2 separate regions of the Mus musculus genome follow, and region 1 is linked to region 2. Evidence: chromatin loops called from intact Hi-C (ENCODE). Cell type or tissue: left cerebral cortex. All regions are shown on one strand. Each heading gives the region's core, and the rest is flanking DNA. Links, peaks and the distances in the headings are about the cores only.

Region 1 (11,354 bases), core at 1-8,000, 280 kb before region 2:
GTCAGGAGCCTGCCCTCCCTCATCTTTAGCTCTGGCTGTAATAATTTTGCTGGCTTAGCAAAGCATATGCTTCTTGTTTACCCAGAGAATGTGCATGTGGATAGCAGCCCACCAAGGGAACTAGCAAATGGCAATAATTGGAATGGTGCAGCTGCTTATAGCCATGCTTACCAAGGCAATGCCACCAACAGAGACAAGATAGAAGCAACCTGTGTGTCCAACAGCTGATTATTAGACAATTAGATGATGAAACAAAAAGCACACGGTGACACTCTACACATTTCTTCAAAGGTATGATGCAAAACTATGTTTCTTGACATAAAACCAGGGCTGTGGTTTAATGCAAAGTATCAAAAACAAAGACCTATAACAGTATGCACAGCATGATTACAACTGTGTACTGCCTATAATACAAAAGAGGAGGCTAGAGAGATGGCTCAGTGGTTGAGCACTTGTTATGCTTTCAGAGGTCCTAGGTTCAATTCCCACAGCAGCTCACAGGCATCTGAAACTCCAGTTCCAGGAGATCTGTTGCCCTCTTCTGGCCTCCACAGGCACTGCGTGTATGTGGTGCACAAACATACCTACAAACAAGGTACTCATACATGTAAAAAAAATTAAATAAATAAAACTTAAAAGTAAATAATGCACAACAAAAAAGAACTTGTGGTTGTAGATTTAGTAGGATGTATCATGATAAATTAAAAGCCATAGTTGGGGCTGTGGAGACAGTTGAGCCACTAAAATGCTTGACTTGCATGCATGAGGATCCCAGTTGAATCCCTAATACTCGTGTAAAATAACAGGTGAGGTGATGCACACTTGTAATATTAGTGCTGAAGAAGTAGAAAATAGGTAGATCCTTGGGGGTACACTAGTCAGATAGCCTAACCCACTTGGCAAGCTCTAATGGTGGACCCTGTCAACACACACACACACACACACACACACACACACACACACACACAGAGGTGGGGGGTGGAGCCTTTGGAGGTCATCCCAAAAGTGAAAAGGTAAAAGAAAACAAAAGGCAGGGACACTGTAATGGGAGGAAGTGTGTTCTCCCAAAACATACACAAGAGTATGAACTTACTTGTTATACTGGAAGACCGGGTCTTTTACAGATATGACCAAGCTTCAGTACATTACAGTTGGTCTGAACGGGCACAAAAAGAGAAATCAAAAACAGAAAAGAAGACCACATGCTGACTGATAAGTGAAGGTAAGACCCAGAAGCAAAAAAGCACATGAAGCCAGAGTCAGGTAAGAGCTATTTTATCCCAACCCAAAGAAGCATGAAGCTACCAGAAACCACTAAAGTAAATTAAAACAAACAAACAAACAAACAAAAACTTGCCTGGAAGCCTTGAAGGAAGGATGACCATAAGGTCAAGGTTTGTGTCTGCTCAAATGTAAAAGTATAAGAGAATAAATACATTGTTGTTGTGGGACTTTTTTTTTACAGCAAACTCAATGTATTAGTCGGAATTCTCCAGAGAGACAGAATTATTAGAATGAATGAATGTATTCACTCAAGTATATTCATTCTGGTGTGTGTGTGTGTGTGTGTGTGTGTGTGTGTGTGTGAGGTTGGATCACAGGATGTGGTCTGACTACTCCACAATGACTATCTTATGAGAAAAAGGCCAAGAATATAGTACTTGCTCAGTCCACAAGGCCAATATCTCAGGAGTCAAAGGCTAGAGTCCTGGAGAATTCCTGGAGAGCTACTGGTCTTATTCTATTCTGGGATCCTGAATAAATTTGTTTTGGTGCCACAGAAACAAGATAGATTGTCTTGCCTGTGAGAATGAGGACTACCAGGCAAAAAACAAAACTTCCTTCTTCCAGGTTATTTTACCTCAGCTACTATCAGTGTGTGGCCCAGATTTAGGACAGTCTTCTGATTCAAACAATAAGATTCAAACTTCCTCATGGGTGTGCACAGAAGCTTCAGTTTTAGTCAAATTGGCAACCAAGATATGCCATCACACTGACAAAATTAAAACAAGAACTCAGCAAGATGGGACACAGCTACAGGCATCCAAGGATGAAAACGCCAAAGAGCAGTGGAGCAGGCTAAGGGCATTTTAAGGATTGGGGGCAGTCAGTCCACTTCAAAGACATTAGTCTCTTTATTAGCAACTCTTCCAGGACCCCAATTACTTCCACTAACCAGGAACATTTGGGACCAGGAACCAGGGACCCTGATAACAGGAAACTAGACTCTCTCCCGCTCCCCCTCCCCACACCCAACTCAAAAGCCTGGAAAGTCGAGGTCTTGGAAAGCTTGAGGCCCATGCCTGGGCAATGCTGACACCCAGATCTGTGGCATTCCAGACCTGCTCTGATCAGCACGCTTGCACCTCAGCTGCCAGTCCAGATGTTCCCATGTCCCTCTAAATGGGGAGCAGATGTTCCTCCATAGCAACTCTTGTCTCCCTGGTGCTCTCTTGGGTCAGCCAAAGAAAACAAAGGGCTTCTGCTTTGTCCACTAATAAAGTCATGTGTGGGCATCCTTTCCAAGCTCCTATTGCCTCATCTAAACAGCAACAGCAAATGTTCAGGGACAGAAAATCTTTCCTTTTCTTTTCGTGGTTCCATATCTAATTCATTCAGAAAGGTAATTTCAGACACTCTTTAGAGGTGTCAGCCACTCTACTCTTGAACAAGGTAGAGAAAAGTGTTTGACTGCTGTGTCCTTAACAGCCATGGCATCAATGAGGGCTTCATCATTCACCGAGGCAGGAGAGGACACCTAGCAAAGGACTTGGGAAGTCAGTGAAGACTTTTTTTTTTAAACTAACAGATGAGCCTTTTTCTAGCTATCTGTGCCCATGCATGACACAGTGAGAAACAAAATTACTGGCTGAGAAGCTAAAAAGGGACTCCCTAAACACTGATCTCAGAGGGAGGTCTTTGGTCCTATGGCATGGGGTTGAGCACATCCCTGGAAGAGGGAGGTCTTTGGTCCTATGGCATGGGGTTGAGCACATCCCTGGAAGAGATAGCAGAGTGAGAAGTTGGGAGTAAGAGGCATCACTGGCACTTTCTACTACAGCAACATACACATGTGGAAACAAAGCAGGAACAAGACACGATGGCCCCCATTGGCATAGAATCTCATGGATCTCAGGCACCATTCCATCCTAGGGTTCTGATCTAAGGAATACCATGTTCCAAACTTCACATTGGGAGTTTCTGGGCAGTGTAGCCAATATAGGTCACAGGAGAAGGCAATGCAGGAGAGATTCAATTAGTAAATGTAGCATAGTCCAGAAAATACAGAACAGACTAGGAACAGAAGAAATGGGGTTGTCGTCGTCATAAGTGGTAGAAAGAGGCATTTGGGAGGTGCAGGAACATGGCTGGCAGACAATAGAATGAACAAGAGAATGAAGGTATGATAGACAAGAGAATGAAGGTATGATACTGATTATGAAGTGACATCCCTCCATCCGTAATCAGTATGGTACCTTCATGTCACTGAAGTGGGGCAGTCAGCAAGTGCAACAGATTCAGAAGTGACTGAATAACCAGTAGTGCAATGGAATGCCAGATCAAGCAGAGCAGGTGGACGGAAGTTAGAGATGAGCCAGAAGCCAAGTGTATCTGTCTCTGAGATTCCCTTGGTGTTAATGCACTAGAAGAAACTTCTAGACCATTCCCCTAGTATCTGCTCTCTCCAAGATTCAGTGTCCAGCCAGCCATCTCCAGAGGCTGTAGGATGATGACAAAATTGTTTCCAACTCTATTCCTGCTCATTCTCTCTCCTCTTTATAGCAACACTCCTCAAATGCAGCCAGCTTGATATTTTATGAAGAGGTAAATGAGAATTGGCAGTACCCCAGAGTTCTTTTTGTTCTTCACCATACGATTTGTGAAAATTCCACCCCTGTACATTCTAGACCCCATTAAGAGGCATTGCTCATGGTTCCTATTATCTCTGTCCTCTTTCCTCCTAATCTGATTCCCCCATCTGCTCCGCCTCTGCATGGTTGTCTTTGTCTCTCCCAACTACCTTTCCATTTTGTATTTTTGTATTTCTGTCTGTATGTATGCACATCATCTACATTACATATAGATAATCTGTAGTGTGTGTGTGTGTGTGTGTGTGTGTGTGTGTGTGTGTGTGTGTGTGTGTGTGTTTGTTGTCGACCCCATCTCTCTCTTTTTCTCCCTTCACCTAGGTCCAACTCTCTCAGAGAATGAGGAGGTAGATAGAATAGAATTACTATGAACAAGTCTCTCTAGACATTTTCTTGAACTAAAATTGAAGACATCTATTGTCTAAGGTGGTAACATTTGGAGCCAGAACAACTTAGATGTTAAAACTTGAAGCATTTTGACACCATTAAATAAACAGGGTATAAACATAAGGTTCTCCGAGGTTTACTGGCCACCAGTGTTAGGTGGGGCTTTTGGGTGACACAGCTGCCTTTGAATCATCCATGCCTCTCTAAGGAACACCCTCTTCCATACTCCTGTCAGTTCTATAAACTTGCAGGCTCACTAAGCAAGGTTATGATAGAATCGCTTCTTTGGACATTTGTTGTTATACAGATATTTGACCATGTCTCCTTAGGAAAAGTCACACAGTGCTCCCAGAGAGAACAGATCTGAAGGCAATGGTCTAGGCTCACTAGTTGTGGGGCTCTCCCAGCTTGTTAGAAAGTCCACCCTTTGTTTGTTCCACTTTTCACGGTAGCTTTGTAAAGGACGAATGATTCTTTACTTAGACAGAGGAAAATAGAGCCAGGGAAAAGGTACCCAAGCCATCAGGCTTTGGTACCCATGCCAAGCTATCTTCAGAGCCTCAGCTCGATTCAAGATACCAAGAAGATCCTTACACATTTTATAAATCAAACAGAAGGGGATCTGAATTCATACCTCTGTCGGTCCTGGAAATACTATTCTTCCCCTACTCCACCCTATACACACAGGGCCCTACTTAGACAGCTGGGCATTACTAGGGCCACATACCATTTCTCTCCCTACAGGTTCACATCCCAGTGGATGTTTTTCTGGTTCTGCCATCGGTGTGTTCTGTGACTCTCTCAGGAGTCCTCCATTCCTTTCCCAAATTTATGTGACTTGATCACATTGCAGCTTTCTTTCTATATGTGTATGTGTAGATAATGGTGATGTGTATATGCACAAGTTTGTGGAGGCCAGAGGTCAACCTTGGGTATACTTCCATCTCAGGCACCACTTCTCAGAAGCTACCCTCTTGTTTGTTTGTTTGTTTTGTAAGATAGGCTATCTCACTGGGACCTGGGATTTGCCAATTAGGCTAGGCTGGTGGCTAACAAGTCTGTGGGACCAACTTATCTCTGCTTCTCCAGAGCTTGGATTACAAATGTTCACTACTAAATCTATTTTTTGACGTGTATGCTGGAGATCTGAACCTGAGTCCCTGTGATTGGACAACAAGCACACTTTCCTCAAGGAGTTTTCTCTTCAGCCCTCACGTGGCAATTTTCTAGCCAAACAAGAGAAGACATAAAAATAGAAAAGATTGAGAAAAAAGGACAAGAAAATAGAGTGAAGAGCTTTAAAAAAAGAGTGGACAGAATGAAAAGGAAAGAAGACAGCTTTCTGGGGTGGAGGGAAAGTTACAGATGAGGGCAATTATTCCTGAGCTGAGCCGCTGCTCAGCGAACTGCTTCAAGCAGCTTCCCTAGGTGCAGGAGGCTTTACGGAGCTTGATGATATACAATGCATGCCACGTGCCCGTGATCTATGGCGGAGGCCAGGTTACACTCCCACCTCAGGCTAGCTGTGTGATTTAGGGCTGCTCCCTGGAGACTCCAGCTGGCATTCAATGGTGGCAAAGTCTACTGACGTCTGGAGTGGTGTGTGTACCAGGAAGAATTGCACGTAGCTAATTTCCAGAATGGAATCAGAAAGCAAGGCAAGGATAGTGTCTTCTAGGTGGCCTCTCCCTGTCTAGCCAAGGGGGTTCTTCTCCAGGTGCAGAGATGCACACTCCTGTGTTCATGGTTCTGGAGAAGGTCACCAGGGTGCAGTGCAGATTTCTAATCTCTTGGGATCTTTGGTATGAGGGTCTGAGCCTCATCATGTAATCATTTCACAAATATTGACAGTGCACCTGCTATATATTAGGCACTGCTGCTGGGAACTGAAGCCACAACAGAAACAAACAAACAAACAAAAAGTCATTTCTGTCCCCATAGTCTAGAAAGAAAATACTTCACACAAACAGTCAAGTAAAATGGTGGTAGACTGCACCAGATTGGGAGTAGCAGGTGACAATAGAGAAAGCTTACTTTAGTGTAATCACTGAGCTAAGATTCAAAGAAAATGGGATAGTTATATATGGGTATGAAGGGCTTTCAAGTTGGCAAAGATGAGTGTGCAAAACTCTTAAGGTAGAGGAGAGTGTGAGACCTGTGAAAGATTAAAATCAACGCAGACTGCTGGAGTATGGAAAAACTAGGAATATTGAGGTCATGAAGGAGGATGAGGGAAGGGTCATTTAGTCTGAACATTCATTCTAGCTATAGTTAGACTAATCTTACAAGTCTGTTTAAATAGACTTGAAGGAAACAATGCTCTATAGTTCTTAGATGAACAGACGTGCATTAGACAGTTTTTGGTTTTGTTTCCACTGGGGACAAGAAACATAACATGGGGCACACATAGATGTTCCTTTCCCACTCAGATGTCAGCAAACAATTTGTAGAAGTAATGGAGGAAAGGAGCTAGGGAGATGAATCGGTGAAAGCACAGTGGCCGAGGTACATATACCTAGTACCCATGGGAAACGCTGGCCATGGCAACACATGTCTGTAATCCAGAGCTGGAATATGCAGAAGGGCAAAAACAACAGGTCTCTGGAGCTCACCAGCCAGTTAAGACTTAGTGAGCTCTGAGGTCAGCAAGAGACTGTCTCAAAATATGAAACAGGAAATGATCAAGGAAAAATCCCAAGAACATTGCCTCATGCCAGCATACCTACACACTCACATGTACATCTACATATACACAAGAATGTACATGCACCACACATATGAAGAAGGCAGAAGAGGAGGAGGATGAGAAGGGGAAGGAGTGGGTAACAGGAGAACAAGGGACTGTGAAGCACAGGGGATATTACTATAGATTCTGTTTGCCACACAATCCAAGGAATATTTTTAGAGTTATAATTAAAAACCTAGCAACTTTCTAAACTACAGTGTGACTGTGTCCCCTTAAAGCACAGCATGAGTTCTCCAAGGACCTTCATCCCTTAGTGTCATTGGCTTCCCTGCTGCATGCTATCTCATTAACATTCTCTGCATGGCTGAGGCAGAGATAACCAGAGGTAGGTGTTCTCAGGATTACCCAATATTTTGAAAATTCCCTTATCCAGTGTCCTGGGATCTTCCTCTATGTGACTATATAAGGTCTTCTGTGAAAGTGTGATCCAGTCCTCCTGACCTAGTCTTTCAGAGATGGACACAGAAATCCACACTATCTAAAACAAGATTTTCCAAAGATAAATGAGTCATGGCACTACCCTGGTTCCTACTTCCACTTTGCCCATGACAGACAATGTGATTTCCACTATTAATATAAGTGTGAATTCTTCTTCCCTGTGTGAACCCTGCAGTTGCTTTCTAATGCTTCTAAAAGGCAACCTAGCCCTGCTAGCAATCTTTCTTGTCCTATGACCTCTTTCTACCCCTTGGGCCTCCGTTGTAGCCCCTCTTCCACACTACACTGGCATTGGTCATGCCCAGCAAAACCACCCCAGTAACTCCAGGAACTCTTTCTTTACAGATATACTCTGTCCTCTCCTTCCCAAAGCTCAGTCCTCACCATCCTGGTTACCTCTGTTGTTATCATTTGTTTACTTTGTCATTCTTGGGGATCGAATCCTTGCCTTTAGTTTATTAGGCAAGCCCTCTACCCCTTACACAAAACCTTGCATTAGTGTATTTGTCAGTTTCTTTGTTGTTACAGCAAAATAATCCCTAAAAATGCTACCAGATGAAGCAAGAGTGCAGTTTATTTTGGCTCACAGTTTCTTTCCATCATGAGGAGGAAGGCAGCAGTTGCAGTCACTCACTCTGCATCTACTGTCAGAAATTCAGTGAGAGATGAAGACTGACACTCAGCTCACTTTCTTTTTACTTAGTCCAGGACCCCATTCCATGGAATGGAGCTGTCCACATTTAGAGTGAGACTTCCTACATCAATTAACCCAACTTAGAAACCCCTAAGACATAGGTTGTCTAACAGATGATGCTATAAACTGTCAAATCGGCAACCACTACACTACTTACCATCATAACCCCCTCCCCTCAAGTCACCCACTTTATGCCTCACTCTACCCTCAAGGCTTGGAATAGAAGAAGCAGTACATAATTATCTTCTGAACGAAATGAATGAGTAAATGACTGGAAGCAATCAGCTGTCTGCTGATTTCTAGTTACAACTCAAAATTTCAAAGGCACACCCTCAGAATTCCTGCTCTATTTAAGACACCATGCTTGGAAAGGACTAAAATGTAGATCAAAGAATGAAGAGGTGTTCTCAAGGTCACACTGGATGCTGCTGCTTTGATTTCCACACTTGGCATAGTTCAGAAGCTAAGACTGTCTGCCACGGTACTGTGCTAGTCCTAGGTTTAAGAGGCTGAATTGATAGATGGCACCTACATGGTTAAAAATTCTTTCAGCAGTCTGCAACAACACGTGCAGTGTTTAATTGATTCTTCCATGCTCTCTGTAGACTTCTCCAGAGCCTCGGATTTATCTTTTCCCTGTTATCTTTACAGTTTCAAAGCCAGACATCAAAATATGTCCTTTGAAGACACAGGTAAGCACCCATCTCCATAAGTTTCTCATGAAAATTAAAGATGCTAGAAACCAATCCTGAATCGAGATCCCCAGAAAACAGAGAACAGGAAGCAAAGAGAGCATGGCATTGTGGGAAAGTCTGGCACCAAGGGAGAACAATGCTCAATAGAGGCAGAGATAGCATGCCAGACAGCAAGGTCTCTGGGAAGTGAGTGTGGACCAGGCCCCTCTTCCATACCCTCAGTCTTCTCTCCAAGGAGCTATCAGTGTCTCTTGGGAAGGTACAAGGCCTGCTCCCTAACCTCTCTCAAATGGACTTGATATCCCAAACTAAAGTTTATAGTTCCCTTTCCCCAAAGATACCCTATCACTCTCATAAGGATTGCCCTCTATATTTTGTTCTGCATTTTAAAGACAATGTATCATTAGCTCAGACTAACTGTGAGCTTACTTTAACACTCCTGGATGAGGTGGTCCTCCTATAGACATCATGGTGGAGAAGATGCTTTCCTCATCCTATCCCTCTTGCTCTGCATCATCTTCCTAAGGGAAGCCTTGGTTGGATTCTCCTTCACTTCACTTTTCATTGTGATTCTGTTGTTTGCCTTTTTACCTCTCACCAAACATCCACAAGTTTTGGTTAGGACTTCCTAACTCAATTAACTCAATTTAGAAACTTTCTAAGACATTCCCATAGGTTGTATTGAAATAAATGAAATGGTCACCCCTGCACATGCCTGGGACTGCTACCAAGCAACGGAGCCTCATGTGAAAGAATGAGGAAATGAGTCTCCCAGATGATGGCTGTGATCAGTCCAGAGAAGTGGCTAGTAAGAAAGGAGGAATCTGGGCATCCTTTGGGGTGTGCTAGGGAACAGAAACTGGACTGTTCACCACAAACAGCACTCCCTCATCTGCCTGCCCAAAGGAAGAAAGCCACTGCCCTGTGGAATGTGCAGCCACTGTCCTGTGAAATGTGCAGCCACTGTCCTATGGAATGTGCAGCCACTGTCCTATGGAATGTGCAGCCACTGTCCTATGGAATGCACGTGACAGGGATGAAGAAGCTCTGATTGTTCTACATCCCTCAGAACTCTAACATGATAGTATGTTGTCAATTTTTCAAAATGTCAAAATATAAATTTTGTCAATTTTAAACCACATCTTTTCACCATCTCTGAAATCAGCATGTATGCTACAATGGACACATATAATTATTTCTTTTTATTTCAAGGCTGTCATTAAATCCACAATGTGTCTTACTCAAGAGCTCTTAGAACCAAGGGATACAAAATTAGGAATAGAGGATTTTGAATTCTGACAGCCCTCCTGTTTATCCTGCCTTTCCAGAAAATTATGGATAGCACTCCTGCATTCTCAAAGGTCTCAGTCTGGATGAGATGTGATATGATATGATATGATATGATATGATATGATATGATATGATATGATATAATTTGATATGACCACCCAAACAACATAGTGACACCTCTAGGATCCCTATGTTCCTATCCAATGGGTGCCTGCATGCTTTGTTTAGGAACCATCTACCCCATTGTATTTGTACATTTGCTGGTATCTGCAAATCAAAACATGCCATCCTATTTCAGTAATTCTTTTGGGCATCCTCATATAGCTTCTATTCATTTTTACAAAGAAGGTGATGACAGAATGACCAAAATTCTTCTAAGCAGCTCTTTCCCCTCAGCCACAGTTCCTTAAAACCATAGGAGGGTAAAGTCAGTCCCAAGAAAGCAGGCAGGCAATACCCATATCTCCCAGCAAAACTTCCTTTGAATTTCAAATTCTAAAGTGTAATGAGAGTTTATTATTATATATAAGTTTACTTTTATGTAAAAACTGGGCTTTCAATTCATTGTCAGGGTGCTCATTGTCTATTCTTGGGCTCTTGATGGCCTCAGTATATTCCTAAAAAATTCAACCTGAGAATGTTGCTCTTATCTTATCCAATGAGAGACGCCTGCTGAAAATGACCGGGTTGGTGTTCACCCAGGACGCCTGCATCATGAGAAGCCTGCGATGGAAAAGATACCCCTAGATGACACCGCCTATGGAGAGAATCAAACTACAGCTTTTCAGAATATTACTATTCCTGGGTGACAAGTGAAGAAACAAAAGCCAGGAGAGAACTAATGAGTACCACATGGGAGCAGGAGCCCACAGAAAGTTTGAACTTGGGTTTCTGGGATTCAGAAACAGGATTTCTTCCCACCCTGGCTTTCAGTGACTTCCAACCTTTTCTTCTGCCCCCTCCATGACTCATAGGTGCTCACCTATTGCAGGTCACCCCTCCTATTTCAGGTTTCCTTTCGTCTTCATGGTCAGTGTGAATTTCTTTCCTTAGATTGACTTTCCAAGGCAAGCGATTTGGGGAATTTTTTTTTTTAAGGCATGCACGTCTATTTGCAGCTCTAAAAGCTGATTTGTATTTATAGGGAGATTATTTTGTGAGATAAAAAAGTTGCTGAAACTACTATAGATAAAATCCATTTATTCTGAGATAAGATCTGTTGGACTTTCTACTAC
Region 2 (15,812 bases), core at 7,813-15,812:
TTAATGCATGTGTGTGCAACTGTGTACATGCAGAGGCCAATAGTGTTATAGGTATTTGAAGGCTCCCAGTTTTTCGTAGGTACTTGGATCCCAAATCTAGTCCTCATTATAGTGCACCAAGCACTCTTAGCTGCTGAGTTATCTCTCCATCCCTGTCCAGCAATTCCTGAAGTGGCCCCTAAACACTCTTCTGCATTTCTGAACAACATATTTATATGAAGCAACATTCATAGAATTGATATTATAAAATCAAAATGTCAATCAACTCTGAGCAATGTTGCAGATCCTATACGCCCTACATGATAAATATTCAGCCAAGATTTAAGCCTTTAAATAAAAATAAACAAGTACATCCACCTCATTAGCATTTAAATTCGCTTCTATCTTTAAAAAATGGTAAAACTATGTGTACACCAAAGGCTTGCTTTAAAACCCATTTCTTTATGATTTGTTATCAGAAGCTGTGCACTGTGCACAGCTAGATGGCTAAGACTGTGTAGAAACTCCTCAGGGGAAAACAGGTCGCCAGGTGGAAAAATTTACAAGCCATTACTGGAGATTCACCCAAGGTCTATTTCTTAATCAATGTGACAGCCTTACTAACACCTGAGCTCCATTAAATGAAGCTCTATCTCCATGTCTTCCCATCCCCAGCTCTCTAACCACACTTCAGAATGACAAAAACAAAAAACCAAAAAGCAACAACAAAAAAACACAAGGAAGTGACAGCAACTACTAATCTTCCTGAGTACTATATCTTGTCAGCATCCTCCTTCTCACATGTCCCCAACTAGAGATGTCAGTTCCACAAGCTGCAGTCATGGGGTTCAACATTCACTACCCTGACTATGTCCTGCTAAAATTACCCTATATGATGGTGACTCCTGTAGCATCAAGTAATAACTGGCAAACACATATAAGAAAACAGGTGCACCTCAACAGAGACTTTTGTCATTAAACTCATTAAAACAGCAGCATAGCAGTTGGTCACCTGGATGATTTCTACATAAACTATCCACACTCAGGAAATGTGCACCCTTCAAGTCCTCATGGGATGGTTCTCATTAGGGGCAGTCTCTTTGGAAAGAAACAAGACAAAATCTATTAGGCCTCCAAACTATTCCTACCTTTATCATTTAAGACTTGTTAGGGAGCCGGGCGGTGGTGGCGCACGCCTTTAATTCCAGCACTTGGGAGGCAGAGGCAAATGGATTTCTGAGTTCGAGGCCAGACTGGTCGACAAAGTGAGTTCCAGGACAGCCAGGGCTATACAGAGAAACCCTGTCTCTAAAAACAAAACAAAACAAAACAAAACAAAACAAAACAAGACTTGTTAGGGGAGGGTAGCTCAAAACAAACTGTATGGTTGCTGCGTATCAGTATACATTGGAATTAGAAATCTGGGAATACAATCTAAGGAAAGAAACTTTAAAGCAGGGAAAGACTGTGTACAGACAATTTGCAACAACCACTTGAAGCAATCCATGTGCCAACAAGTAGTTAGGCCATTAAACTGCAGTTCCTCTGCAAGATGGTAATGATGCAATGACTAAACGACAATTAAAAAAAACAACAGGAGAGAAAACCACATTTCAATGCAAGTGGCACAATCAGATCAGAAGGGAAGGCTTAGAAATCGCGATTGTGCTATTTTCAATCAACAGGATTAAGGTCAGTTATCCATATTCTAAGATCTCTCTCTGTTCTCTCCCCTTCCAGCCCCAACTCACTCTCTCTCTCCCTCTCTCTCTCTCTCTCTCTCTCTTTCTCTCTCAGGGTTTCTCTGTGTAGCCTTAGCTGTCCTGGAACTCACTCTGTAGACCAGGCTGGCCTCGAACTCAGAAATCCGCCTGGCTCTGCCTCTTTTTTTTTTTTTTTAAAGATTTATTTATTTATTATATATGTAAGTACACTGTAGCTGTACACTGTAGTCTCTTTTTCTGATTTACAGCCTCCAAGAGAACAGACATAATACTCTGCCCTCCCTCCCCCTATAAGTCTTGCTGCTCAGAGAAAGCAGTGGACAACGTGGCCATTTCCAGCTGGTCCTGCCTTGTTTTTTGTGAAGGAGACTGACACTCCCTCCCGGAGAACAACAGTCTCCTCTTTTTCCCACGGTACCTCATCCTGGATCCCTCTCCTCTCTCAGTTCCAAAATATAACCATCTTTACATGCATGTACTCCCATCCCATTCCGGGGAAGGCAGGGGAACTGTGCTAAAGGAAAAAGCTTTTCACAGGGAACATCAAATTGAAGTGCAATCTGACAAATGACTCAAATCCAAATCGGCTGGTATTAAGATCTTAGAGTGGGCAGAGGAAAAGGCCTCTATTCTCCAAAGGACATAATGGGACATTTAACAGATTTTTTTCAAAGGGCAAATGAACAAACAAAACTCGGCATTTACAGCTCAAATGGAGCTGCTGAAGAAGGAGCTGCTTATTAAAAACTCAGCCTCAGAGGAAGTAAGCTGGGAGACTTGTTTCTCCCGTAAGTGGCTTGCCGTTGCTCTTGGTTTTCAAAATTATCCGGAGCCCTGGAGGCCAAGATCAATAATAATCCCTGACTCAAAGAAAGCAGACGGCCAAAGCACAGCATAAATATAGTACCTCTGAGCAGTTCCCACTGGGAAAGTGGGAAGACAGCCCATAAACCTCTCCAAAGAAATGGTATGGCCATAGATGTGAGGCCTTATATACCTGGTATTCCAGGCTGAGTTAAGTCCACCCAGGAAAATGTCAGTTTTGATCCTGAGGGACTTCTGTAAGGAAAGATCCTTTGCATTCATGGTGAAACAGCCTGGCTTCAGCAATGACACTGATTCACACATGGGGCCGGGTTCTTTCACTGGAGAGATGAGCTAGCCACGCCTAGAGGAACTCAACATCTCCTGCTCCCAACAGAGCTTCAGGGTCCTTCCCTGTACAGCATGGTTACAAACAGGAAAAGAGACAAATGTCAGAAGTGACGTGGGGGTGGGGAGCAGGTGGGGTATGTAGACATCTTCCTTTAAGTTATGGATATTCCAAGGCTGGACGCATACTATGCAAGCTCTCTGGAGCCATGGCCATTCTCCAAAGAGCTCTAAGATGACATCACTCATCAGATGTACCATCTGCAGCAAATACCCAGAGCCAGGCCACAGTAACATCACAGGATATCAAGCACGTAAGACATGGCCTGAGTTGGAGGAAGCACATGGACAGACTCAATGACCAACGGGGCCCTCAAGACTCTACCACAGCAAAGGCAAGTTCAAAGAACTCCCTCAAATAGACATGCAGTGTGTGTGTGTGTGTGTGTGTGTGTGTGTGTGTCTGTCTGTCTGTCTGTCTGTCTGTGTCTATGTCAGGTATCCTGTCTGTCTGTCTGTCTGTCTGTCTGTCTGTGTCTATGTCAGGTATCCTCTATGCAATTAGCACATGGCAACAAGCAAGACTCTTCTTCTTACCTCTTCTTGTTTTGTTAACTCAAGTCTGTCACTTCCCTGGAAACCCACAGAAGAGAGATCAAAAATGGTTTTCTTCAGGTGCTGGTTGTCTGTGTGCAGGTCCTTCACAAGCTGTATGAGGTCACTGACCTGGAGGAAAGAGCAAAGACATAGAGGTCTCACTTCAAGGCAGAGGCATGAGACTTGTGAGAAGGCTACCTGAGCTATCCTCAGCAGCTTGTCTACTGACAAGGTTAGAATAAGGTCTATAGAATGAGAATGTGCTAGGATCACAGCCACAGAACACTAGAGGCATTTGGTCAATGGCAACTAACATGTTTCTGTCTTGTGACAAAGCATTCTGGAAGAAAGACTCCCCAGAGGTGAAGTTTCTCCAACTATGTCAGATCATCCTTCATAGCAGAGACCTCCTTCTCTCTATGCACAGTTAGCGATGACAGTTATAATGAGCTGTCCTTAGAGCAATACACACACACACACACACACACACACACACACACACACACACACACACGCTACGAGGTTTAGTCAATCATTCTCGGCAAAACTCCTTCCTGATGAGGAACCAGTCATACAAAGAAGTTCACTGTCTGGCTGGCACAGCTGGCACATCTGGAAAACTGTGTAACACGTACCAAGAATCAAAGAGCCAACATGGGACAGAGCAGCAGACTCCAAGGAAGACAGCACACAGTGCCTAAGCTCAGCCCAGTACTCCAGGTCCAGGTCTTGCTAGGCCAAGTGCACAGGCAATTGAGCAGACTCATTTTGTTTCCTATGAGTTCCAAATGCCAACATCTAATAATTTTTCAAAAGGTTCTTAACCTTTAAAGAAAATTAAAAAGAAAAAAAAATCTACCTCATCTATGCACGTAGATGTGCAAGACTCAAAAGAGAAACAAAGCCCAGATCCATGGAGTGGAAGATAGCCAGTCAGTAAAGTGTCCGCCACACAAGCATGAGAATCTGAATTCGTATACCCAGCACCCACATAAAAGCCTGGAAGCCCATGGTGATAGGAGAGGAGGGAAGACAAGCAAACTCTTAGATCCAGCTGCCCAGCAATCTAGTTAAATGAATGAGCTCCAGGTTCAGTAAAAGACCCTGCTCAAAAAAATAAGGAGGAGAGCGATAGAGGAAGACACCCAACACCAATCTTTGGCGCACACACACACACACACACACACACACACACATTACCTATTCCTAACAATGATCCTTTGAGATATTATGCCACTTTAACCATATCTATAGACTGAAAACCTTGCATTTAAAAAAGATAGATGCAATGATCAAGCTTAAAACCACATTTGTTCAAATCTATGAGTTCCTGCTACATGTGCCAGGTCCTGGAAGGAAAGAAATAAAAATAACACTAATACTATATTTAAGAGGCTCACCTTCCAGTCATGTAGACACAAGTAACCAAATAGTCCCCAATCAGTATGGAAGGAGATCAAGCAGTATAAGGTACAAGGAAGTGAATGAGTTGAGAAATGTGACTTGCTCGTTGTAGACGGTGGGCCACTTTTCTCAGGAAAGTGGGCCTGGGCTAAGGTATCCAGCCCAGAAATGAGAATCTACCCTGGGGAGCACTGATAGCTCCATGCATGTAAGAAGCCATGCAGCAATTCCTAAAAGATACAGCAGGCAGGAAAGGAAAGGGGCTTGAGACCTGCATACTTCTGAGATCAGGAACCAAAGAGATAAGAACAGGCCCGAGAAGTGAACAGGTCGGGTCAATACCTTTTTCTTGAGTTCTTCTTGAGAAAAATGCTCCAATTGGAACTGATTGTGCTCTTCAAGGCAAATACTCAGATACGATGTTTGATCGCTATAAAATGAAAACGGCTCTTCTGCACAAAATAAATAAATGAATGAATGAGTGAATGAATGAATGAATGAGTAGGGTAGGGGACAGGAGAAACACTACTAGAAACAGTTCCTCCCAAGGCTCTCCCCCATGTCTTTTACCCAAAGCAATTGCAAGGGGATGGGTTAGGGGAGCTGCAGCACACAGGAGTCAAAGCATAGCCTTCACAGCAAAAGTAACTGCATGCTCACAAAGCTGATGGCTCAATGTGTGGCTCATCTGCTCTGTAGGCTATTACTGTAGCCAATCCTGAATTTTAATTTGCCTAGCAAGTGCTGTACCTGGAGACCACTATCAATGGCACAAGTAAATGGTAATTTCAGTTCAAATAAGACCGGGACTGGCTTAGCTATGACTACACAGAATTTAGATGAGATCCCAAGCACAAACTTGAAGGTACATGAAAGTGGCTGATACACTTTTCCGGTCCCAAAGTTCGAGAGTTCTTTAGGAAGAGAGTATACACCGAATCTAAAACCTGCCTGCCTGCCAGTGGGAATACTAAAGGGTATCGGTTACCGGTGTGTTAGGGTTTGCTTCCCACGGCACACATTGCATTCTCCTAGCGCGGGAAGAATCCGAGGCAGAGTACATTCACTGAGTGAAGCACTACCACAGAGTCCTGTTTAATACACATGGCCAGGGGTGGCGCTCCTACAACAGAGCACTCGACTTCCAATTAGTACATCCTGGGTCAGATGATGCAAATCAATGAATGGCTCCATGCCCAGCTCAGCTCAGCGCCTTCATCCATACAGGAATGTTAACACCTTCTCTGCCAAATTGGTGACTGTGAGGAGCAGAGATGGAAAGGCAAGAGCCTAAAGCTGTGCACCTTGTACCTAGAACAGGCTACAGAAAAGTCAAGCACTATAGCAACAACCAGTTTCTACCACACATGCCAAGCAGCAGGACTGGAGATGCAGAAAGGAGCCAAGACACCAACGAGAATATAAGGTGCCCAATGCATAGTAAAACAGAGAGCCCAGATGCACTGTGCCATCCCATGGTTCCTAGTCCTGGTGCCTCTGTACATGATTTTAAACCAGCAATCTTACTCAGTGTCTGTGTGGTCCTGCTCTGTGGAGCTAAGGCAGGAAAAGTGCACTCAATGAGGATTGATTACCAGAGCCCCAGGTTATCTGGAGCTAGAATAGCAAATAATACACATAGGTGGGTGGGAAACAACCCAGCCATAGATCAATCCTCTACAGAATGAAGAGACTTTTAATGGCCCCTTCCTTTAGGAAGGCTGAAGCCCAGCAGATGCAGACTCAGTCAGTAGAGACGATTCTGGGGACATTCTACCTCTGGTCTAGGGTTTCTTTATGTTCAGCTAAGACACTTTGTGGAAAACAATCAACGGGAAAGGCATAGAAAGGAGCCTGTACCTTCTCGACTCCGAATCTCACTGAGCTGCTCCTGCAGGGCCTTCTGCAGGTTCCGGTAGGCAAGAACATCCTGCTCCAGCTGCTTCCGAAGGGCAAGGACCTCTTTCAGCTCAGCCTGCAGGTTGCTGACACTTGGGAAAAGCAGACAGCAGAAACTATAAGACAGATTCATTTATGCTTTCAGATACAAAGCCTAGCAAATCTGGGGTTTTTATGTCACATGTAGGGTTTTTGTTGTTGTTTTTTTTTTTTTCTGGTTATAAAAGCAATCATGTTTATCACAAAAGAAAAGGTAACTATGGAGGAAATAAGAATTGCCACGATGCCCCCACTGATCAACACATGCTATCTCTCCTGAATCCTTTTCTCCACAAGTGTTTCCTCGAAGTCTAAATGCCACTAGGCGTGCAAAGTAGAACTGTGTGTCCCTTGCTTAAATATTCACCCATATTCCTAACGGTTTCTGGTAACCTTTTCAATGAGCACATCGTTTCCGAGCAGGTGACAGTTCTCCATTCACTCCGACTCACTCCTTGCTAATGTCTAATACAGGCACAGCAGGTAGAAGGCATCTCATTCTCGAGAATGCTCCACTGCTTCGACTAATGCCTGGAGGAGCCTTAGTGTATAGGAGGCTCGCTCACCCAGCATCCAGGCTTCAGAAGAGAGGGATCAGAGCTAAAGATTATACTGGGGTGAGGGTCAGGAGGAAAGGAAAACTAAAGAAAGGTAAGTTCCACAGTAAGACAGAAGCAGACCAATTTATGGCCAATAGAATTTGATTGTAGTAACTCAACCAAACTGAAAGATGCACAGTATGAACGCATTGTTCTGTAAGTGCAGGTATTGGGTTTCACATGTTGGTCAACAACACAGTACAAGAAGCCCAGAACCCAGTGAGGACATAAAAAGGGTATGCCTCTTAGAGCTGCATTAATCGTGAGGAACTCTTCCCAAAGAAGTCCCTTCAGTGATGGGCATGTTCTATACGCTGTCTAATACAGCAGCCACTAGCTAATGTGCCTACTCAACATCTGAAATGGGGCTTAATGTACCAAGGAACTGAATGTTTAATGTTATTAAATGGAAAGTAAGTGTAAGTTTAAGTAATCGCATTGCTAATAGCTGTTCTTCTAGACGGTGCAGATCCAGAGAAAGGATTTGGACTTACATCCATGTGCAAGTGCCCCATGATCTGAATGACACACACTCAGCTCTCAGAGGACACCCGCAGCACAGACACTGTCCCCACTGTAGAGCTTTGAGCCCGCTGGGTAGCTTGACATTCGGGTTACTTCCTTAAAGATGCTCAGCTATGCAGTGGATCAAAGCACAGGAACATTTTTAAAGTGAACATTTTTAAAGTTTCCTGCTTAAACACTAAGAAATATATCGCTCTCTTCCAGCATCTGACATACAGTTCCCTGACAGGGTTCATCACTGCTCTGTAACTATCTGTAAAAATGTATAAATATATGGATTTTTCTGGGGCAAGGGCTCATAAGCTTTTATGTCACATTTTCCTAGAGTGGTTGGGAGCTGTTGCTGGGCTTTTGTAGGAAACAGACTCAAGCTCCACTTCTCCAGCTCCATCAATGAAAACACACACACACAAACCAACAGACATTGGAGGAAATGTGGTTTTCTGTTGATTCTTTCCTGCTTGTATGCTGAGGACGGTTCACTGTGAAGCAGCCTTCATGTGGCAGAAGGGCCTATGAAACTTGAACCTACCTCCCCTTCAACGTAATCATAAGGGTCCATTTGTTTGGCAGATGGAATTCCTTCCCTAGGTGTCACAGCACAGCACAGGTTTGCATGGGGCATGCTGCCGGGACATTTAACCAGGGAAGCTCCTCCCATTAGGCTGGGGCAGGCTACCCACTACACTAATGCTTCTATTTCCTGACAGGGTGAGAAGTGCATAGCTGATGCTTCAGATCTCTCACTTCTGTTTTCCCAACCCCAGAGTCTCTGCGAGGTGTGAGAAACCAGTGGAACAAATGTGGGTTTGCTCAGAGAAAAACAAGCACTGTGCGTTCTTCTTGGAACAAGGTGGCAGAACAGAATGGCCAGGAGGAGAAATACGAGGTTCAAAGGAGGACAGTACAGCTAACCAGCTCTACAGCACTAGGCCAGTCCAGTAAGCTGCCTCAGTTACAAAATGAGACAATTACCATGTTCCAGTGAGTTGGTTTTGGGGCTTAAATGAGGTATTATATGAGGAAGCTTGGTATACACTCAGCAAACATCATTACCTTTTCTTATTCATGTGATGATCCAAAGTTCCCCCCGCCTTGGGAATTGCAATAGGTATTCTCATCTAGAGAGGATTTTGCACCCATTGAAGATATTTGGGACTATCTGGAGACAGTTTTGGTTGCCATAACTATACCTGGATAGAGCAGTATGACACCAGCCAGCAGGCAGAACTAGGAATATTATCATCATCCTACAGTATATAGGATAGCCGCTGTAGACTATATACATCTAGCCCCAAATATTCCCATACCGCTGAGGTAAACAACAACTGAAGTCACCTCTGGTTGAAAGAACATTTCAGCAAGGGCCTCCACATAGATCCTAGGTCTAAGCTCTGATCATTCTTCACGACAATATGGAACTAAAATCATCAACTTATGAGTACTGCCAAGCTAAAATGACCAGGCTCATGATGGCTATCCCTTCCTTTCTCACTTTAATCACAAGTATGTCGTCATAGGACACTACCTTTATGACATTTCCAGAGTGAGCAGTATTAAACTACAACGAGGAACTCAACTGGCTCTCATCCATAATTTTGTCTTCTGTGTTCACCAAGGTCTGAGCACTCAAAACCCCATAGCTATCTATCTGCAGCGAGGACAGGGAGACTGGGCTTTTGATGCTATTACTAATAAATGCTGAGAGCTTCATGACTACCAGGCAGCATTAAAATTTATACAGCCTCATCCTCACGCCTCAGACACCCTTCTATTATTGTTCTAAGATGCTATGACTGAGGCAGCATATAGAAGAGTTCATTGTGACTTACAGTTTCAGAGAATTAGTCTATAGTCATCATGGCAGGGAGAAGAATGGCACTGGGACATGTCCAGAGCTTATTTCTTGATACACAAGTACGTGTCACGGAGCTGACGGTGAAAGGTGTGGGCTTTTAAAACCTCAAAACACACATGTAGTAATGAACCTCCTAATGTTTCTAAAACAATTTCAGCAACAGGGACCAAGTACTCAAATACATGAACCTATAGAGGCCTTCTCAACAGGGACCAAGTACTCAAATACATGAACCTATAGAGGCCTTCTCATTTGAACTATTTCATGCTATGTAACAATGTTATCAAGGCTGGAAGACAGGAGGTGGATAGGAAAGTAGACAGGTAAGTAGATGTGGAGGTAGGTAAGTTAGGAGGACGGTAAGAAAGGAAGGAAGGAGGAAGGGAGGTAAGTAGGAAAGCACAGATATTAGTTGGAATAGGCAAGGATTAGGTAAGGAGTGGGCAGGCCAGCCCTTCACCACATTACAAACACACGAACTGAGACTCAGGGTGAGAGGTGGAATCCAAAAGCTTGGACCTGGTAAGTGCTGGAGCTGGGATGTGAATCCAGGTCCACGGATGAATATGAAACCTTTTAAGCATCCTTGTTCATTAGCTACAGCCTTGGCCCTCTCGAGTCTCATTCATGTTTTTATTCATTAGGAAGAAGCTTACAAAACTAGGAACCATTCAGACGCTGAGAGTGCTCAAGAGAAACTACATCCCACCCTTAAAGCCCCACTGAGCACAGCGTCTACTCGGGATCCTGTCAGAGATATTATACAATGAAAGAAAAATGTCTCTCCCCCTTGAGCTTCCATGCCGGACTCCATGCCTTCCCCACAGTGAAATGGCCAGGCTTCCTGAGATATGTCCACACAGCCCAGCTCCATTAGCATATTTTCCGCCTTCTCTAAACTCATTTCAGATCTAAAGTCTGAAAATTACTTCATAACCTGGACGATCAGTGCTGGAGGAGGGGCATTCCTAAACAGAGCAGTCCCCTAGCACCTGCTCTGCCATGCCTGGGAACTGGTCCCTGCAGATAGAGAATCCTGCTTTGAGAGAGGGGGTGGGGACACAGTGAGGACTTGGGGACCAGATGAGCCTCCTGACTTGGGCTACTTCTGAAGGGGGATTTTAAGACAGAGTAGGGAGACACCGGCCCATTAGAGCAGGGAACAGCAGGGCATGACAGAGGCAGGTGCACATAGGCTAGGGAATATTGAAGAGTCCAGTGTGGGAAGAGCAAAAGGCATTGGTAAAAGAAAAAGAAGGGTCATGCTTTTAACTATCGAAATTTGGGGATATACTCAGAAAACAGCAAACTAAAATACTGAGTCCTTTTTCCACCTCTCTGTTCCATAGACCAATAACCAGGAAGCTATGGCCAATCTTGCTCCATCACAATCACCACCCACTTCTGTTTCTCTATTATTTGGAAATGAATAATAGATACCGTCATCTTTCAATTATAACTATCCTGAGTAAAGACCAGTTATTTACAGAAGCGCAAACAGAGGTCAGAACAGGCTACCTACTGGGGACACAGAGGTAGAGCTAGGGGCAGGAGGCTAACAGGAATACCACTGGATTCAGCTGACCGTCCTCACCATCCTGCAACAACACTAAATCATTTTAGCAATTCTACAGACATAAGTCACTCAAAGGAGATATGGCTAGGTCCCAGGGATCTGCCAACACCAGTGTGACCTTGGACAAGTCACCTAACCTTTCTTGGTTCAAGTGATCACATGCAATGGGTATAACATCGGTATTTTCCTCGTGCAACAGCTATGAGAAACATCTGAGAGTAGACACATAAAGCAACTTCCTAAATACACAATAAAGAATTGAACCTCAGAGCAAATGTTCTATTTTAATGCTAATTTTGTTGTTCTAAACAGTCAATTTTTGATTGAAAATAGGCATATCTGACCATTAAAAGAGATGTTCACTAGCTAACTACTTTGAAGGATTGCTATGATGGGTGGGGCTTTTCCTGCTCAGAAACCAGCAGTACTACTCAGGAAGTATGTGTGGCTGTAGTGTCTGAAGAGAATCACTTACCTGTCTGTGTCCTGAGTCTTTGCCAGATGGGCATAGATGTTCTGTTCTGCTTTTAAGTCCCCAGTCAGCCCTTCATACTCTGATTGTTGCTTTTCCTGGAAATGACAACGGGCATCTGACATTAGGGGCAGAAGCCAAGGAAGATGGCTTGCCATTATGCAAACACATGTGGCTAGCTCTGGATTTTTAAAACCACAGACTACAGGCTCTGAGCCAGACTCAGGCTCAAGCCATAGTAACACAGCACCACCTGCAGGAGGAGACAGGAATGACAGTCTCCATACTTCCCAGAAGGCCATCATGGGTGTCGCTATGGGAGGCAGTAGACATTTCTTTGAGACATGGGGGTGGTGAATGGTCCTAGAGTAATTGCGGGTACACCCTTAAGAGGAACTGTAGGACCTCACCCCGTTTCACTTTGCTTCCTAGACCTGAAGTGAACAGTTCTTCTACCAGGTGTTCCCCTTCACTGCTTTCCCAACACAACCTAACAGCCCAAGCCTGGGCTGCAACCTCCAAAACTGTACGCTAAACCAAGCCTTTTCCCTTTATAAGATATCTTGTGTGTTTCATGATAGTACTATAAAGCTAATACTCAACACGAAGTAGAAAGCCATGTTCCCAATACCCAAAAGCTGTTTGTGAAATATCCTCAAAGCCATTTGATTCACCCATCCCTCTGATTTCATGACACTCTAGCAATGCCTCACTACACTTTCTGATGCTTCACAGAAAAACCTCACAAACCTGAAACAAAGGATATACAGGAGAGTGAAGAGTGAGTGGCATTTGAGAGGTGTCCAAAACAGTGAGAACAGAGGCTGGGCTGGACCACTGCTAATTAGTATAGCCTTGGGAAATTAGATTGTAAACCTATGAGTCTTAGCATCTCTGTTATGAAATAGGGGTACAGTTTGGCGGTTCCCCACTCATAAATGTTACTTTGCCATCAAATTCAAAATTCTGGTGCAGCCAGTTAGCAGTTTGGGGATTTGAAAAGTTGCTAATTAATAGCTTGGACATTCCCACCTAAAAATCAATGGGTAATGACTATCACTTCTTGAAATTATGGAGGTTAAGATTAAATTATGCTAAAGAACTACAGACATCTGGAGAAACAGCTAACTCCAGTACTCAACAGAGAAAAAGTTCAAAGGCATGATGTGTCCCCAGCATTCTGTCGTGCCAAAAGATGCATGCTGTAAGATCTGAGCAATGACTGCCAGAGCCTCTGCAAGAGGACAAAATAGAGGTGCAGGGTATCAAACAGAGTTTCAGTTATACAAGTAAGTCCCAGAGATGTAGTGCACAGCAAGATGACGAAGGTGAACAACTGAGTGCCACATACTTGACATCAGCTAAAAAACAAACAAACAAACAAACAAAAAAGAAACCATGGGGAAAGGTAGCAGTGTGAGGCAATGAATGTGTTAATTATCTTGTTTATGGTGATTATTTCACAATAGCTAACTGTATAACTTTAAGTGTGTGTCTGTATGTGTGACACTGTGGTATGTGTACATGTGTGTCTCTGTGTGTTATTGGTACTAAAGACTGAACCCAGAGAATTGGGCATGCTAGTCAAAAACTCCATGTGGCAGTAAATTACATCCCAGCTACCACATCCTGATGTTTGTCAATTATAATCCGACAAAGCTGGCAGGCAGACAGACAGACAGACAGACAGACAGACAGACAGGTGATGTCTAAATAATGATGAAAACTTGCCCAGAAGTTACAGAAGTCATTTTAAAGCTCTTACTAGACAAACATGAGACAATTTAACATCAAAATAATTATATTACAAAGTCCAAAACTGATACAAACAAATACATGAGAAAAAGGCTTTGTTTTATAGTAAAATGGTTTATTAATACTTATGGGAAGAATGATGGGGTCAGAAAGCCTATCCATTTGGCAACCATCATGGTAATAAACAATTCAGGCAACAGACATGAAAGGGTGCTAAACCTGGAGGGTGAGTCTCTGAATATTAGGCAATTTACAGACACCGCCCCTAAACTCTTCTCTAGTACACAGAAAAAAAAAAGAGCAACTGGATAGTCAAGAACCTGAAAACAGTCTTTGTGAATATATCAAAGCCAGCATAGCTAGTAACTAGACACATGGACTTTGTAGCATAAAACAAGAGAGACTTATGAACAAAGCATCGCCACTATGATACTTCCACAAAAGATGCACCAACCAAACCACATTACCAAACACACAGCAAGCAGGCCCGCATGAAGAGCATGGTAACCGTTCTGCACAGTTCAAATGGCCAGGGTCATGGGACTAAAGAATCAAGCCTGAAAATCTCAAGATGGGATTCCAAATCAGACCTCTGTGCAAAGCATTGCTGAGGCAGCCGATGAACTGTGACTCAGCCCGAGACTTAGGTGGCACTGAGGAGTCTATGCTCATTCCTGCTATGGTAGCTCCATGAATGCTAGGGAAATATCCCGTCCCTGGAAAAGTGAAGGCTGCTGCTCACAGTCTTCTCAACCTCACTAACACATAGAGGGTGCACACACAAATATGCCCAGAGAGCACAGCTGCACCTTCTGTTCGCTAACCTCCAACCGAAACTACCATCTTTCTATTGCAGTTGCCACATGAGCACTAAGGCTAGATCTATACACGGCCAGCTAAAATCGGCTATTTGTAAGTGCCAAAGAGATTTCAGAACACTTATTCTTCTTACTACTTCAAAGCTGCTGTCACTATCCTCACTGTTAAATTTTATTATTTGTATATATCAATTAAAGATATCATTTATCTAGAAAATTTTTTATACTTTGATAACTGAGTTTCAATACATTGGTTCACTTCCTAAGCCAATGCACGTGTAACGTCTGTGCCTTTAACCCTTTTATTTTCCAGGATATGGGTCTTTTGGCTTACACTGGGCTGCCAAAGAAACACAGTGGGCAAAAGGCTAAGCACCCTAGGACCAAAGAGAACAGTGCTGCTCTTCCAAGTCCAGCAAGGATGCTAATCACCAGGTAGATATCCAACTGGAAATCTCACTGCAGGCCACTGGCCCCAGTATTCCTAAATGCTTCTGCATTCAACAGGGCCCCATGGGGTTCTCTCAGAGCTTGCCTGCACACAAGCACTGGAAAGGACATCAAGACAAGGAAAGCCACCAAGTCTTTGATGTAGTCAGGGTATCTTGTCTCACAGTACACCATTTCTGCCTTTCCCATTACTAGCTATGCCGACTTCATAGGCTGGTTATGATAAATACTCTATAAGTAGTCTCCCATTGACTCTAAATACAACTGTGTGTAGAGATGACACCCTTCCTCCAATTCTAGAAATGAAGACACAGGGAAGGTGATCAACGTCAGAATCATGAGGTAGGACATGGGCTCCTCAGCACATCCATACCTGTCTCAGGAGGTTAAAAGACGTAAGTGAATTAATCAATGCGTGGTGCCTGGCATGGGGTGGACACTGGGTGTCGCCCTATGTACCATGCTCTGGAGCTGTGCTGCACACTTGATAAAAACCCTGGACAGTTGTAATATATGGAGTTCTATATCCACCTGCTCAGTTATAATATATGGAGTTCTATATCCCCCTGCTCAGTTATAATATACGGAGTTCTATATCCACCTGCTCAGTTGTAATATACGGAGTTCTATATCCACCTGCTCAGTTGTAAGTGAGCCAGTCCACTTCACTGATAATCAGCAGTTAGGATATGGACTTGTATGTGATGTTAAAGTTAACCAAGGGTTAAAAAATAGAGCAAAAAATGGAATTCTAGTGTAGAGAATTTCAGTAGTACAGGCTCTAAGCCACAAGGACTGGCATGTCAAGGCCCCAATTTGCAAGCCAGCTCTCCCCTCCTCTTTTTCCTGGCAGCCCACCACACTCCTTAGCTTCTGTCTTCATTCTTTTTCTCTGCCTTCCATCTCTGGGATCTCAGACAATCCTCCCCATGTCTCAAAGTCCCTCAGAGACCCCAGAGATGGAG

The links. A loop is a pair of places that touch in the nucleus more often than their neighbours do. Peaks named below come from ENCODE experiments on the same cell type or tissue, not always from the same donor. Only the 100,000 strongest peaks of a DNase experiment are listed, where the experiment ranks them.
Region 1: a loop joins it to region 2, with 3 times the contacts of the local background. A loop is called at or near these places in 2 of 42 quality-filtered maps.

The regions. Positions count from the first base shown.
Region 1 is chr4:70,021,302-70,032,655 of GRCm38, forward strand. No RefSeq gene overlaps it. Among named protein-coding and RNA genes, the nearest start is that of Cdk5rap2, 380 kb to the right of the region's middle. In left cerebral cortex, for the core only: a CTCF peak has its summit at 567 (motif pointing left); a DNase peak (open chromatin) is centred at 3,830; H3K27ac peaks cover 652 bases.
Region 2 is chr4:70,295,368-70,311,179 of GRCm38, forward strand. It overlaps Cdk5rap2 (CDK5 regulatory subunit associated protein 2), which reads right to left. Exons shown (of 37, transcript NM_145990.4): 15 at 11,828-11,922; 16 at 6,717-6,847; 17 at 5,199-5,308; 18 at 3,453-3,581. Among named protein-coding and RNA genes, the nearest start is that of Cdk5rap2, 110 kb to the right of the region's middle. In left cerebral cortex, for the core only: a CTCF peak has its summit at 12,088 (motif pointing left); DNase peaks (open chromatin) are centred at 8,704 and 12,058.